Linked DNA regions of Homo sapiens: region 1 is linked to region 2. The links are chromatin loops, found by intact Hi-C in ENCODE. Cell type or tissue: OCI-LY7. All regions are shown on one strand.

Region 1 (8,000 bases), 240 kb after region 2:
TAGGGAAACACAGTGCTACTCAACATCTGTCAGGCAGTGTGTGGACTACTAGTTGAGATGGTTCAGTCTCAACAGTGGGTCCTGCTGTATTCCTTTTAATAACATACCTTTGCAAAGCTGGATTTTTGGAAGTGGCTTAGATAAAAAGTCCCTATTGTGGAAAAATCAGTATGAAACTGGAAATGAGAGTAGCAATGTCCACTCTGAGTCCAGGGATTGAGAAGTTGTGTGGGGCCCTAAGGATATATACAGCTATTAGTAAATAACTATTTTAGAATGAAATAAAAATGGCCTCTTTTCTTTCAATTTGTGTCTTATTTTTCAAATGGCTTCTAGCTTCCTAGGACATACACGCTTATAACCGAAGAAGTACTTAATAAGGGGAACCATTAGAAATTTCTTTTGGCACAAGGGCACTGTGAACAAATTACAGAGATGCTAGGGCACTTTGAGCAAAGAAAGTTTGAGAACTGGGTCATGCTGCCTTCCACTGCACACACTGAATTTTTACTTGGGCATTCCAAAGCTTTGGCTTCATTGGTTTAAAAAAACTAACAAACAGATGACATCTTCTCTTCTCTTGGTATCATTGGCCTCACCATTTATTTCATGTCGCTTAATTGCAGGCAAATCTATTTATGAATGTTTCAGATGACAGTAGTTTTTGTGACAGCAGCAAAACTCCTGAAAATGAGTTTCTCCTGAAATGAGGCTGTATTCAGAGTTCTTGGAGGAGGAGCAGGTTGCTGAGAGCACGAATGAATAGAGGGCAGTTCATCTAGCCAAAATATCTGCCCTACTGCCTGTTGGTCTACCATTATAACCCCATTCCTATGCGTTCTGCTGATAGTAGGGTCTTCAAGAAACTCCACAGAAATGCAGAGGTTTCTTGGCAGCCAAATCTTGGTAAGCTTTAGTTGTTACTAAAGAGTCAGACTGGAGGAAGAGGATGCAGTTTACCTGATTCTGGAGGTAGAAAATTCCAGGAGGGTGTGGGGCTCAAGGGTTGTCCCCCTAAAGGTTTGCAGAAAAATCACTACCATGAGGCAGATTAACAGGAGAAAAAGCGTACACATTTATGTCACATGTATACACGGGAAACTTCAGAATGAAGCCCCAAGCCCAGATGAGGTACAGAAGCTTCCTGAGGTTGCAAAAAGAATGTGGACTCAGAGCATGGCCCCAAACAGGTTATGGTGGTAAATTAGGATTTAGTGGAAAGACAGATTGTGAGAAGGAAAAGGAAGACGCCTGGGTGGCAAAGGTGACCTTAGTATGTAGACAAAGCCTCTCAGGTAGTAGCCCTCAGAGAGAGTAGATGCTGCTTCTTTTCAGGCTTTTAAAGGTGACAGACTCTCAGTTTTTCTCCTAGATCCAGGAAAGACCTAGAAAGAGAAGGCCTGGCTACATCACTGGAGATTCTCTACAGATGCAAGTTTCCCCCACCTCAGTCTGCCTGCCCTGCAGCAGCCATTTCAAAGTATGGGATAAAATGGTTTGATTTCCTTCAAGGAAAACTCAAATGGAAAGATGGACAGCCTGCTTATGGAGCAGTTCTACCTATGAGTGGTTGGCTTTGTCATAGGGAAGTAGCCACATACAAGGGCCATAAAGCTGAAATAGCCACATGCAAGTGTTTGAAGGGGAAAAGCAATTGTCCTCATGGAGAGCTCTGATTCTGGAGCTAATTCAGATTTTGCCAAACGATTCGTTACACTTTTTAGTTATCTTGTTTAATAGATAAAAACAACTTTTTCCACTTACTGTTTTTACCTTTCTTGAAGCCTTTTTTTTTTTTTTTCCTGGTCTCATTTAGTTTTTGCCACAACCCTTGGGAAGTAGGAGGTCAGGGTTATCCTTCCTGATCTTAACAGACAGGGACCAGAGCGGGTAGATGACTTGAGCTGATTAAGGAGGAAAAGCAACAGGACCTTAGACTTGGTCCCTTAGTCCAGTGCTCTTTCCTCTGCCACCTCTTTATGGGTGTAAGAAAATGTTAAAGATGAGTGTGATTATGAACTTAAAAGATAAACAAACACTGATTCTGGGCTCTAACGAAGCTAGGGGCCATCGCCCAATGCTGCAGTCACAGTCAGGGCCCTTGGTTCAGCCCTCATGCTCCTCTAACGCCCGTTACCTTTTTTCCTGTTTTTTGTTTTGTTGTTTGTTTTGGGACAGGGTCTCACTCTCTCTCTCAGGTTGGAGTGCAGTGCACGATCTCTGCTCACTGCAACTTTCATCCTCCTTGCTCAAGCCATCTTCCCGCCTCAGCCTCCCGAGCAGATAGGACTATAGGCAAACATCACCAGGCCTGGCTAATTTTAAAATTTTTTGTAGAGATGACATCTCACTATATTGCCCAGGCTAGTCTCAAACTCCTGGGCTCAAGTAATCCACTCACCTCAGTCTCCGAAAGTGCTGGGATTACAGGCATGAGCCACTGCACCCTGCCCTTCCCCATTACTTTGACTATTGCTATTTATTTATCACCTATTGTGTACCAAGCATATTGCATCTTCCCTTTTAGGTTCCTTAAATATAATCTTAAAATGTGATCATTGGCACAGAATTCAGCTTTCTGAGTTACTACATTTCCCAAAACATGAGGTTGAAAGGGACTTTCTTCACAGAGGCAGGCAGTGTGTCTGTCTGTCTGTCAGAGCTATATGGGCTCTCCCAGCTCCACAAGGTCCTCCCCATTTATGTGCCCTACAGGTGTAAAATCAAAGGAGGGGCAAAATTGTTTTGTTGTAGGAGAGACGAGCACATGAAGGAAATGTCTGCACAACTGGAGTGCCGGGAGAACAATAAAGCCAATCCCATAGAGAGGAAGCACACAGGGTGTCTCCATGTCTCCAATGGAATAAATCATCTGCAAGGGCTGTGGTTAATGTTCGGTCTGAACGAGGACCACACAGCTGGGACACTCTGTACTTTTGATCTGGCCTTTCAAGCTTGGGTGATGCCAGGAAATTGCATTTAATGGACTGAATGAAAGCTGCCGTATAGAAAACGAGAAGAGATTATTATAAAAACAATAGAGACCATTTCACCGCCCTCACTGCCTCACACCTGTTTTTTGCGTGGGGTCCATGAATCTGGGCTTTGGCAGGGAGACTGGGACTCCGGGGCCACAAGGCCACAGCCTGGTCAGCTTGTGGTTAGAGACTTTCTCTGCACTGTACTGGCTGTGTCAGAGAAGCACGACGTATGTGCCTGCATTGTCTTCACTGGGCAAGTCATTTCAGTTGCAGGAAGCCATGCACCTGCACTTCTTTGCCTTGAAAATAACTAATCTGCGGAGAGTGATCAGTCAGCCTTGTCAGAGCTCAGTCGTTTGGCTTTATGCTCATGGCCGCACCTGACCCTTGGGCACTGTGGGTGTATAAATAGCCTCAGAAATGGTGCTGCTCTCAAGCCCTGTCTTGCAGGACTTTACCTGTAAAGGAAAGCTTTACCTTTTCATGACAGGACTTGAGAGCTTATTTCAATAAAAGAAGAGGGAGAGAAAACCATCCTACATCCCCTGAACATGGAAACATTTCAACCCTGATGACCACTGGTTCCCACAGTGGTCAGAGGGACCTGAGGAAGAGTTTCCTTCCTTCCTCTCAGTGTGGAGCTGACACCAGGGTGGAATTTCCATAGAACTTACAGCACTGGGGGCAGGTGCAAAAGCAGAAGGGTGTAGAAACAGCTGCTTTGACTGGAGAGAGGAGAAATGCTTGTTAGCTTCCTATTTCCATATGACTGTGTGTCATCAGGGCTGACATGTTTCCGGGACAGAAATTCCCTCTTGTGAGAGAAGTATTGACATGAAATAGTTCCCCAGGATTGGGGCGAGTGTGCTGATGATAATAACACAGAGGTGATTTGTTGACACCATATGCAGTGCGTTGGTGCCCAGCTGTGTTTGATCCTCAAGGAATTCTTTGACATAGAGAAAGCAAGTGTCAATGTCATGTCCCATTATTCAGAGGGCAACGCCGAGTCTTAGAGTATTACAAAGCAGGTCAAAGAAAGGTGGATTTGGAGTTGAAGGGCAACCAGTTGATAGCTGCACAGAGGCTAAGTTACATGACCAAGGTCCTTATCTGGTAGAGACAATTGACTTTTGGCATCTGTGAGTTCTGCACAGAGTACTACCTATGGGTATTTAAATCTTCAGATGAAGGTGTACTTGATTACTCGCTCAGCTTCATAATTTACCCTTCTTTAAAAATTCCTGGGCAAATAGCCACTACTATAAAAAGTCCCCCAGCCTACTCTGGATTACAATTTCTGATGAAGATCTTTTTCCCTTTCATGTGCTTGGCCAGATATGTTTGGGGTAAACGTTATGAAGGTATTTACTGATTGGGCCCTGCTATTTTAGGGCATACGGAAAGGGAATGAGCCTTTTTCCCTTCATCATATTCTACTGGCATATAGTATATAAAAATTGAAAAGCTACATTAAGAAGGCACCATTGGCTGGGCGCAGTGGCTCACGCCTGTAATCCTAGAATTTTGGGAGACCGAGGCGGGCGGATCATCAGAGGTCAGGAGTTCAAGACCAGCCTGATCAACATGGTGAAACCCTGTCTCTACTAAAAATACAAAAATTAGATGGGCATGGTGGCACATGCCTGTAGTCCCAGCTACTCGGGAGGCTGAGGCAGGAGAATCGCTTGAACCCGGGAGGTGAAGGTTGCAGTGAGCTGAGATTGCACCACTGCACTCCAGCCTGGGTGACAGAATGAGACTCCATCTCAAAAAAGAAAAGAAAAAGAAGAGGCACTATTGTAGGTACTGAAAAATGATTCAACAACACATCAGGCCTGGTCTTGGCCCTTGCTATAGAATTAATATGGAAACAGTTTGGGTGTGAAAAGTATCTTAGACTGATGGACTCTGTCATTTTCCCTTCTGGGCATCAGTTCCCATTTATGCATCTATGAAGGTAAGAGCAGCTGCCAACTCCCAGTGGTTTCACACTTTAAAAGTAGATAGGATGCCTATTTGTACAAAGGCCAGTTGGGTGTTCTTATTGCTCTCCAGACTTCCACATGGTCATTCAGTAATCGAGCTGGTAGATGAAGAAAGAATTGAAGAATCTGTTCACATTTCATTGGCTGCAATGAGTAACATGGCCATACTTAATTGCACATCAGGCTGGTGAATACATACTAGTTTTGGCCAGGAAGAAGGGGAAACAGATTCAATGAACAATTAGTCAGTTTCTACTACTTCACTTTTGAAAATGAGGGGTTGGAATAGACCTTTTAAGTACCCTTTTAGATCTGAATTCAACTACTGCAAGATTCTAAGATTTCTGCCCTTCATAGCCTAATGACTTTGTGTGAGCTGATCTGTATATGGCATCACAAAGATGAAGTATATTCTCAGCAATATAAAAAATGAACAGTACTAGAATGGTGAAACTGGACAAAAATGCTTCTATCAAAATTGTTTAGTGAGCCCATACACATCAATGATCAATAAAATATTTTAAAGGGATTAAAAAAACCCAGGCAGCCATAGTGAAATAATGGGGCCCAAACTTACTATTCTGCTCTAAACAAGTAGAAAATTGAATCAACTCTATGAAACAACTGTTGTCAGACCCTGGAGTATAGACTGCAGGTAACGGAAACAAATGAGGTGAACCAACAGCCATGGATTCCCGCCTGGAAGCACTTTCTCAACCTCAGTGTAGGGAGAGGATTCCAGGCAGAGAATGGTGGTGTTGCTGAGCTGAGAAGACAGAGACCAGGGCTCAAGGTGGTGGAGATGCTGGAACTGGTGGGACAGGGTACTAGAAGGAGCCATGCAGGGAAAGAGTGCCAGAGATCTGTGCTGGTTTTCTCTTGGTTCCCTTGCTGATCACTAAAGTGAACATGCAGAGGATGAAATTCCATGATGCCAGGCAAGAAGGACAGGGAAGATGTAAAGTCTGTGATTCCTAGAGCTGGCATAGGTCTGGGAGATGTTCAGATTCTATCTAGCCAAAGTCAGTAGGCCTCACTGAATGCTTGGGGCATTCAGAGATACCAAATGCGTCATGCCTCAGTAGTAGGTCATAGCTAGCCCTAGAATAAGTGCACTTGAAAAGAACGTGTATTTTTAGTTGTTGGGTGTAGTGTTCTATGCATGCTAATTACATCACATGTTTTTGTATTGTTCATATTTCCAGTGTCTCTACTGATATTTATGGCTGCTTGTTTCATCAGTTACTGGGGTGTGTTTCACGGTCTTTAACTGTGATTGTGAATTCATTTATTTTGCCTTTAGTTCTACCAATTCTTAAATTTATATATTTTGAGGTTATATTATTATGTGTGTTCACATTTAGGGTTGTTATGTCTTCTCGTTGGATTGATCCTGTTGTCATAATGAAATGTACCCTTTGGTATTTCTGTGATTAGAATAGCTTTTTTAAAATTAATGTTTACATGGTATATTTTTTTCCATTTGTTTATTTGAAACTTTCTGTTTTTTTATACTTACGTATGTTTCTTATAAGCAGCATATAGTTGGATTGTGCTTTTTGTAAATTCAGGCTGATGATCTTTGTCTTTCACTTATGGTATGTAGTGTTTTTATACTTGATAAAATTATTGATTATTTGACTTGAAATCTATTATCTTGTTAAATGGATTTCTGTGGCATTTGAGTCAAAACTATGTTTAGGTATATTTAGTAAAGCGTTTAGTTTACCCTAATCAATGTAGTAGAATCATCCTTTTAAAGAAGAATTATTCATTTTAATTTGTGAAACGGAATATGCTATTATTAGATGGCATTTTATCCCTGATGATTGACAGGTGATTATACTCTCACATAAATATATACCCCTTTGCATTGAAGCCTGTTGTTTGACTCTGTCCAATGCCTGCTCCTATCCCATGGAGTCTGCCAGTCTACTCTAGGCGGGGTGGGGTTCCTTCTCTTCTGTCTCTGCCCTCACATCTCTTCAATTATTGCATCTCATTACCTCTTGGCAGAGATCATGTCCTATCACTCATATCTCAGTCCCTGATACAGAGATGGTTCTTCACAATTTTTGCTGAATAAATGATTCATGCAGGGCAAGTTTTAGATTGACTCCAATGTCATGTGCTTTGACAGAAAGAGTATTAAAGATCTGCTAAGGTGAGGAGAGGCCTTAGAAGGTCTAAGACGATCCTGAATTTCTCATTCTTCAAAGGATTCTTAAGAAATTTGGGTTAAGCCAGGGATTGGACTGTTCTCTTTTGTTGACTCAAGTTCATAGATGAGGTCAAGAATCAAATCAGTCTCTTCTTTGGTAATGATAGACAATTAGTTTGGGAAAGACTTTTTTCATGAGTCTTACCCATCATTTATCAATTTTAAAGTCTATGAGTAGCTTTGAATACAAAACTGCATGTGAAAATCATTGTGTCTACTATTGAATAATTGACTAATCTGTCACTCACAGCTCCTGAATGAGGTTCCTGTCTAATTGCACCTGCCAGTTACTGATTGCACCTGCAATTAGGCAATTGTGGGGGCAGTTTTTGTGTTTCTGTTTAATTGCCTGGGCCAAAACGGAGAGTACCTTTTACAAATCTGGCCTATTATCTCATTGTGAGCCTTTGCAAATACAAGGTGACCCCAGGAAGAGATGGAGAAAATATATAGTTTTATTTGCTGCACACCAATTAATGTCAGTAATCTAGTGCCAACATTCCTATACTTTTCTGGTTTAGTAAGAAATTTACATATATTGGAATCCATCAATATCCCAGAATATAATTTATACTTCAATTTGCTACTATTTTATTATGACACACATATCAAAAGTAGTTCTAATTCCTAAAAAGTTTCTATATACATTATACTTGTTAAAGAACTTTTCAAGTGGTTACTGAGGTTCTGTTGTTCATGAGGAAGAACATAAGACCCCTTTTGTTGTTGCCTTTTTGGTCTTATTTACTGTCTGGCAGATGCAGAGATGTGCTGTTCAGATTCCCTTTAAAAAATGGACTTGCTGGCTAG
Region 2 (8,000 bases):
GCCTTCAGCGACCCCGATGTCCAGGTGCACCTGCTGAGTGGAAAAGTCAATAAACAGTTGCAAATACAAATTGACTCAATGAGGGAATGATAAACTTGAGAGGAGGCTAACATTAGCATCATCCTCACCATCACCATCATCACCGTCACTATCACTATCACTGTCACCATCATCATCACCATCACCATCATTATCACCATCACCATCATCATCACAACATAATGAACAGCTGGGTGTTCACCTGGAAGCTCAGAGCCTGGTGTGGCCTGGGCCCTCCCTTTGCAGCTGGTTCCCTCCTTCTGGACTTTTAAGTGCCTGGAAACTGCCAGGTTTGCACTGGACTGTACCCCTTTCGGGAAACCACTGCTGTCACTGTTAGGTGACCTGGCTGGAAAGGAGGATGTCTGGGTGACAGGGCTTGTGGGCCATCCTGGCTATAGGAGTACGTACCATTGCAGAATCATCCCACACTGGCACCATCAGGGCCATGCAGGCAAGAACAACATAGCATGAGGCCAAATGCAAATTGTTTTAAAACACACAAATGAGCTTGGTTCAGGTGGTGCCAAAGAATTCTCTATTTCAGCAGAGAGATATTTTGTGCACTTTTACTACTATCATCCAATAAAAATGCAACTGTTCATGGAGTCATTAAGCTGTACTTTTAGGAGATGCTGTCAAGGAAAACGGGCCACAAATTTAATCTGATTTGCTAAACTGATTTTAGTTACTCCTGTCAAAGCCACATCAAACCTTCAAATCTGTGTGCTTTCTTTTGCATCATGAAATTGTTACCCTGAACACTTAGAATCAATTTGATTTGGGGATACCTTTAGTCACTCAAAGTGCCTATGTGCACTCAGGCATGTGATGTGGTTCCTGACCACAAGGAGCTATGGGGAAAGATGACGTAAGATAGAATGTGAATGGGAAAACAGGTAGCATGGGCTGGAGGTACATGGTGGGTCAGGAAGGGAGGAGATGGTGCTGGCTGCCATATGACAAGCACCTCCTCTGTCCAGGCCTGAATTGAGTGTTTAACCGTGCAGCCACACAGAACCCACGCCGAGAAGGGTCCTACACTGATGTAATGCTCTGCTGCCTCTGTTTGGAAATTCTTAGTAATTATGAACATGGCACTCTGCATTTTCATTTTTGCACCAAAGCTGTTTCCTTTTCTTTCTGCACACACAGCCAGACCATATCTTCCAGCCTCCCCTGCGGTCAGGCATGGCCATGTGGCTGAGTCTGATGGATGGAGGGTGAAAGCCATCTGCATGCCCAGCCCAGAAGCGTCTCTGTGCAGGAGTCTTTAAAACACATGAGCTTGGTTCAGGTGGTGCAAAGAATTCTCGATTTCAGCAGGGCGGTATGTTGTGCACTTTTACTGCTGTCATCCAACAACAATGCAACTGTTCCTGGGGTCACTAAGTTGTCCTTCTAGGAGATGCTGCCAAGGACAGCAGACCAGGCTCTTTCCCCCTTTGGTTAATTGGGGTCTGACCATCAGGGCAACTGTGGAAGCCAGGTTTTGAAGATGGTACAGCCTGTGCTTGAGTCTCAATAACTGCATGGAGCAGAGCTCCCTGTGCCCACTGCTCCCTTGTCCCAGCCACTTGGAACTGCCCTGGACTCTCACACGAGCATAACAGGCATCTCTGTGTTGAGTGACCGCAGCTTCAGATCTGTGGTGCCTGCAGCCTGGCCCGTGTGAATGCCTCATTTTCAGAGGAAGGAGCTTCCTCAGAAGTTTCCCAGCGGACTTCCTCTCTCAGCTTGTTAGCCAGAATTATGCCTTATGTTTTTTCCCAAACCTGTCTCATCAAGGAGAAGGGAATTGCTACGATCAGCTTGGATGAATGAGGACTTACTCCCTAGGGCCAGGGAGGGCCCTGGTCACCCCAAGCCCAGGGCTGTCCACACCTGAGCAAAACTGGGCTTTGAATCACCGGGTCTGGCAGGGACTTGTCACTGAGTAGGCAGCCAAATAGTGTCTGGGGAGGAAGAAACACTTTAAAAAAAATTTTAAAATTTTAAAAAATTTAAACCATATTAAATGACAATGACCATATTAATTTTTTGAGGAACAATAAAATATTCCCTGTAATTTCTTGTACATTGGGGAGTGAAAAAATTATACATGTTGCATAGGTGGAGAGAAACTTTCCTGGAACTGTGAGGTTTATATAGAATTAAGAATGCCACGTGTAGGTCTTCAACCATAACTACTAGTTTTCCCACCTCTTATATGGACGCAATACATTCAAAGGAGAAGAACACACAGAGTTCCCTGGGAATTGTGATTAAAATGTGCTTAAATATCAGGCAGAGAGTGATGTGGGAAGTGGTTGATGTTGATGTTGAGTTTCTTTGGAACAGTCTACATTTTTGGACAAACGATTTTCCCGCTTTATATTTGGTTTGTATATGTCAAAGGCTGCAAGTAACAGCATATCTGACTGCTTGACTCTATGGCTTTTAAGTAATGAGGAGTTTATTTTTCCTCATGTAACAGGAAGACTGGAGGTCAGTGGTTACTGGTGCTGGTTCATAAACTCGGTGATATTAGCACTAACCTTCTGCAGTTTTCTTAGAATTCTTCTCTTGTTTGCAATATGGCTGTTGGAGCTGCAGTGGTCACGTCTGGGGCAGAATGAAGATGTTTGGGGCAGGAGAGACATTTTGAACCTCATCTGTCTCATTTTACCAAGAATCCAAAGTTTTCTAGACACTGGCCCCAAAGCAGTCTCTGGCCTTGGTGTCATGTCAGAACTGAGTGACAGCCCACCCCTAACTTCAGGGCAGGCTGGGCAGTGAGGAGTGAAATTATCAAGACTGGCTTAGACAGAGGATCAGGACCCATCGCCTGGGGCTGCTGGACCCATGGCTTTTCTGAACCCAAATGGGCTTCTTCCAGTAAGATACGACAGAGGAGTGGACACTGAGTAAGCAACAAAGAGTGTATATCACGAGCTGCCAAGGGGCTGAGGGGAGAGGAATGGTTTACATAAATAAGGCAGGTGGGATTTTTGAACCTCTCCTGGAAGTTTAAGGAGGGAGGTTTGGGGCCTGGAATACTTTTGATAAAAATAAAGCCAGAGCAAAGTGAAAACCACAGCAGAGCTCCCATCTGAGCTGGTGCTGGTGTCCAGAGCTGAATCCCACAGTCTCTGCTGCCAGCCTGTGTTCTACTGCTGAGCCAGGTCCTCTAACGTGATAGGGTTGTCATTGAGTCTCTCCAGAACAGGCTGGCGAGCGTGGTAGATTATCTCTCCAGTCAACTAGACCACTGATAAGAGGGCTCGACTTCCCTGTCGGAGCTCGTAAGGCAGGCGTGGCATTTCCCTTGCTTTCCTCTGGCCTCCCTTCATGCTTCCTTTGCTTTCCTTGCCTGCCTGGGCCATGGGGACAGCTCTGTTCACGTCTCCTCCTCTCCAGACATGTGCCTCTAGCGCAGTGCAATCCGATAAAAATGGAACGTGAGCCACGTAGGTCACTTCAAACTATCTAGCAGCCACGTTTTAAAAAGGAAAAGAAATGCATGGAAATAAAAATGATTTTAGTTAATCCATATATTAAAATATAATTTTAACATAGATTCAATAAGATTCAATAGAAACATGATTAAGATATTTTACACTTTTTTCATAAGAAGATTTTGAAGCCTGGTGTGTATTTTACACTTTACGTATTTCAATTCATATTAGTCAAATTTTGAGCAATCAATAGACACATGTGGCTAGTGGCACCATCGTGGAGGGTACTGGAGAGTACACGTGTAGAAGACAGATACCATGATATTCATCTCTTTATCTCCAGGACCTGACCAACAGTGGACCCTTCATAAGTACTTAATGAATAAATATGAACACGCTGCTAGAAACGGGCCTTTTTCAAACATAGGTATTGGCTGGGGGTGGAGGTGGGGGCAGAACAGAAAACCCTGGAACACTGTACTTGGTAATACAGAGCATGGACTTACATTCTCACACCTTGGGTAGGGCTGCATCAGCAGCTGACCCAGATACCTTGGAATTCCTTAGCTTCTTTCTGTCTCTGTTTCCTCATCTGTAAAAAGAGATAGCGACACCTGTCTTGCAAGATGCTGGGAAGATTAAATGAATAGGCGTACACCAAGTGCTAAGTACCCGACATGCCCATAAGCACTGAAGAAGCAGTAGCCACAGTTACTTTAAACCAGAGATTCTGTCAGTCATATGGACAACTCATACTTTAGTAGCAGCAGGATGGTTTGGCCAGGGCTTTCGTGCTGGTCCTGAAGTTGGCTGTGTCCCAGTGGTAGGACTCTTGTGGTATAGATTTTCTCATTTTGGGAGCACTCTTGACAAGGGGTCACGAAGCAATTTGTGGTGTTTGTCTTTTTGGCTGTAGCTGTGGAAAGTCATGTGCCAACCCTGGGGCTTAGGGTTTAGTCAGCAAGGGCACGTGTGGAATGAGGGGGGCCCTACTCTGGGAGCCCATAGTACCCCCCAAGCCTGAGGGCTCAGCTTCCCGTGGGAGCCTGGGCTGACTTAGGGCAGCCAGGCCCCTTCAGAGCAGGGTGAAGACCTGGACCCCGCTGCCTGCTGTCTGTGCCCCCTCGGCCATCCTCGTATGCTCCGCCCCTCTACCCTGTCCTTTGGACGCCCCCTGACTTTTTCCCCTAAATTGACTGAATTGAAATTTACTTGTTTGAAACAATAGAAACCACGTGTTTCCTGATCATACCTAGCTTTGAAAACAGAAAGTGGGCAAAACAAGCCAGGCGCATAGTGGCATTGAGAAAGGCAAAGGCTAACTTCATTAAAAAGCTTCTTTGTGGTATCAGGCAGGAAGTGAAACAGCTTTAAATGGCAAACATTTCTCAATCATTTAATGCACCAGTAAGCTTGGCATTCTTTCTCCTTTGTCCCCTTAAAGAAAAAGAGAGCCCAGATATAACTCAGATGAGGAGGGGGAGGGCCCGATCCTGTGTGTTGGAGGAGTTCCCTGGAGCATTGGTCCTCACCCCCATGAAGCTTCACGGGAGGACCAATGTCAGACGTGGGTGCAGAGGACAGTGCAGTTTCTCTTGTGTGGCTGAGCCTGGGCCACCCCGGATGGATCGCTGACTTCTTGTTGGTGCCACTCACCAGCTAGTTCTCTCAAATCTGTTACCATCAGAAGCCCGGTAAATGGCAAACTTTCCTTGTTAACATGTAGGTCCATTTCCTGGGGATAGTGAAACCCCAGTCCCCACAGGTAGCATTGACCTCTGTTGCCAAATGCCATTATCCTGGTGTCCACTGCATGTTAGGCTCTTTCCACAGAAACCAAAAACACAGACAAGTGTGATAGGCTGAATCCTTTCTTGAAGAAAAAAATTGCACGTACATATTGAATAGCAAACCAATCAAAATGAAAAGGAAAACCAGAAGATGGATGCCACTGATACACGCTTGCTTAGTTGCACTTTTTAAGATTCATTTATAGATGTCAAATAGGATATGAACACATGGAGGTGTGCAGTAAATACTCCTTAATTGATGAAAAGGCAGACATATATGTGAAGATTTTTAGGGAAATACTTTTTTGGGGAAATAGCAGCCAGTTTAAGTTGGTAACATAAATGGTGCCAGATGAAATCATATTGACTGAGACCAAAGTCCAGCCAATATGAAATCGCTCTCAAATGTAATGACTTTAGCATAAAAATTCTGAGTGGTTTCCCACATCTCGTTAACCTTTGTACTGCTCTGCAGCCGTAGGGGCCAGGCATTCTCATAGGGCACTAAGGAAGTGAGAGGTGTGCCTTAAGGTGTGGCTGTAACTCACATTTCTTTTTTTTTTTTTTTTTTTTTTTTGAGACGGAGTCTCGCTCTGTTGCCCAGGCCGGACTGCGGACTGCAGTGGCGCAATCTCGGCTCACTGCAAGCTCCGCTTCCCGGGTTCACGCCATTCTCCTGCCTCAGCCTCCCGAGTAGCTGGGACTACAGGCGCCCGCCACCGCGCCCGGCTAATTTTTTGTATTTTTAGTAGAGACGGGGTTTCACCTTGTTAGCCAGGATGGTCTCGATCTCCTGACCTCATGATCCACCCGCCTCGGCCTCCCAAAGTGCTGGGATTACAGGCTGTAACTCACATTTCTGGACTTCCATTATCATCCTGTCTAATCCTATCATCACCCTGCTGCATCTGGCAAAATCCCCCTGTTCTTGAGCCTCCAAGTGGGTGAATTGGCTCCCATATCACCTCATTCCTGCTGTTGGCACAGGGCTAGTCCACGGTGTCGCAACTGTTTGTTTAGTGTCTGTCTTTCCCATACAAGCTCCTCCAGGGCACAGATCCAGAATTATACACCCCAACATCCCAGTAACTCCCACAGTGTCTGGTAGGTAATAGTTTAATAAAAGCTGGTTGAATGAAAGAGCAGGTACATTCTTTGGTGTTCAGAGTTATTAATTCCGTTTGTTGTTGGTGTTTTCTTGTGGTAGATTTCGAGTCTTGCTTCTCATAGTTATTTTTTTTTCCTAAGATATGTAATGAAGGCAGACTTCTCACCTTGCAAAAGGTTAGTCCCATTTCTAAAGCAATTTTATGGGCTCCTTTGAGAGTCTGGAAATGTCTCCTATATCTCTCGGGAGAATCCTAGGTGAGGGGTTGGCAAATGTAGCTGCAAACCAAAAGAGCTTGCCCTTGGAGTTAAGTGGAAAGGGCGTTGTGTCCCTTCTCTTTTAATTTCAGTCCCTGTCATTGTCATTTGTCTGGCAGGGAGCTCTGCAGGCTGGGAAAGCCTGATTTTCTCCTCTCTGAGCTCCTTGTAGCCGGATCCAGTTTGTGATTTTCCCTCATTGATTTTTCCTGCTTAAATGTAGTTGAAACAACCTTTTTGAATATGGAAAAAGGTTTTAGCACGGTCCAAACAGCTAGCAGGTGACAGCCGTTATACTGACGTGTGCTGCGCTGATTTTAGGGAAGTATTTATTTTTTTTTTAAGAGCCCTGACAATAAGTGGCTGCTTTTTCAGGTGGTGCTATTGCAGAAATGTTACAAACAATGGCTACTTGTGGAGCCTAACATCACTTCTTTGGCTTACATTTCTACAGAAATTGCTCACAGGCCTATAGCCTGGTTGATGCTCTTCCTTGTTTCAATTCATCTGATTATTCTAATGTACATCAGACCTACGGTCCCCTGTCTGATGAAGCCCCAACCGTTAAGGGGAAGTATTTGTCATCTCAGCACCTGGTTTCAGGAACAAAGTACTCACCTCCTGGCCACGTAAGCTATTTCAAAATAACCTTTGTTCAGGGATCCCGGAGGGCTCAGTGCAGTCCCGACTGTCCTGCAAACTGGTTGAGTGACGGGGTTGGGGAATTCAGGTGAGCAGGACTTCCACGGTTGCCATGGAGACCATCAATCATTTGAGGAAGCCTGCTGGGGGGAGTTGGGTGAGAAACCACGAGAAAAAATCATCCACCTTTTAACGATTTGTTAGCACCTAATGCAGCCATTAGGCCTGCACTTTTGGAAGTGTTTATTTGGAGCACTTGATTCTGGAAGTAGAAGGAAAGCTAAACATTGTAACTTCCTTTGGCAAATGCATCTAATTTGTGCATCAGAGATCTCTCACAATTCTTTAAGGGCCCTCAGCGCCTGAGGCTAATTAGGGCAGGGGGTGGTGCTCTTTTCCATGGTGGGCCCATTGGGCCATATACACACCTTGCAGGCTGCAGGGGTTCCTGGCTGCCATGGGGAATCCCATTCTTGGGGTTTCTGTTTAGAAGCCTAGCTATAGGTCGCTAACCTTTCAGGCTCTCACCAAAGTGTGCTCCCTTCTGTTGAAGACCTACTATGGGCCAAAGGCTTTTCCCACATCCCCTTCTTTGATTCTCTCTCTTTTTTTTTTTTTTTTTTTTTTTTGAGACAGAGTCTTGCTCTGTCACCCAGGCTGGAGTGCAGTGGCACAATCTTGGCTCACTGCACCCTCCGCCTCCCAGGTTCAAGCGATTCTCTTACCT

The links. A loop is a pair of places that touch in the nucleus more often than their neighbours do. Peaks named below come from ENCODE experiments on the same cell type or tissue, not always from the same donor. Only the 100,000 strongest peaks of a DNase experiment are listed, where the experiment ranks them.
Region 1: a loop joins it to region 2, with 9 times the contacts of the local background. A loop is called at or near these places in 2 of 110 quality-filtered maps.

What each region holds. Positions count from the first base shown.
Region 1 is chr2:8,230,171-8,238,170 of GRCh38, reverse strand. All of the region lies in intron 7 of LINC00299 (long intergenic non-protein coding RNA 299), which reads left to right. Among named protein-coding and RNA genes, the nearest start is that of LINC00299, 94 kb to the left of the region's middle. In OCI-LY7, no CTCF peak of the experiment used is centred here; DNase peaks (open chromatin) are centred at 3,290, 3,700, 4,050, 6,070 and 1 weaker place; H3K4me3 peaks cover 3,202 bases; H3K27ac peaks cover 6,970 bases.
Region 2 is chr2:8,474,792-8,482,791 of GRCh38, reverse strand. No RefSeq gene overlaps it. Among named protein-coding and RNA genes, the nearest start is that of LINC01814, 100 kb to the left of the region's middle. RefSeq lists enhancers at 1,186-1,285, 7,165-7,334. In OCI-LY7, no CTCF peak of the experiment used is centred here; DNase peaks (open chromatin) are centred at 1,221, 4,181, 4,791, 7,201 and 2 weaker places; H3K4me3 peaks cover 5,142 bases; H3K27ac peaks cover 7,889 bases.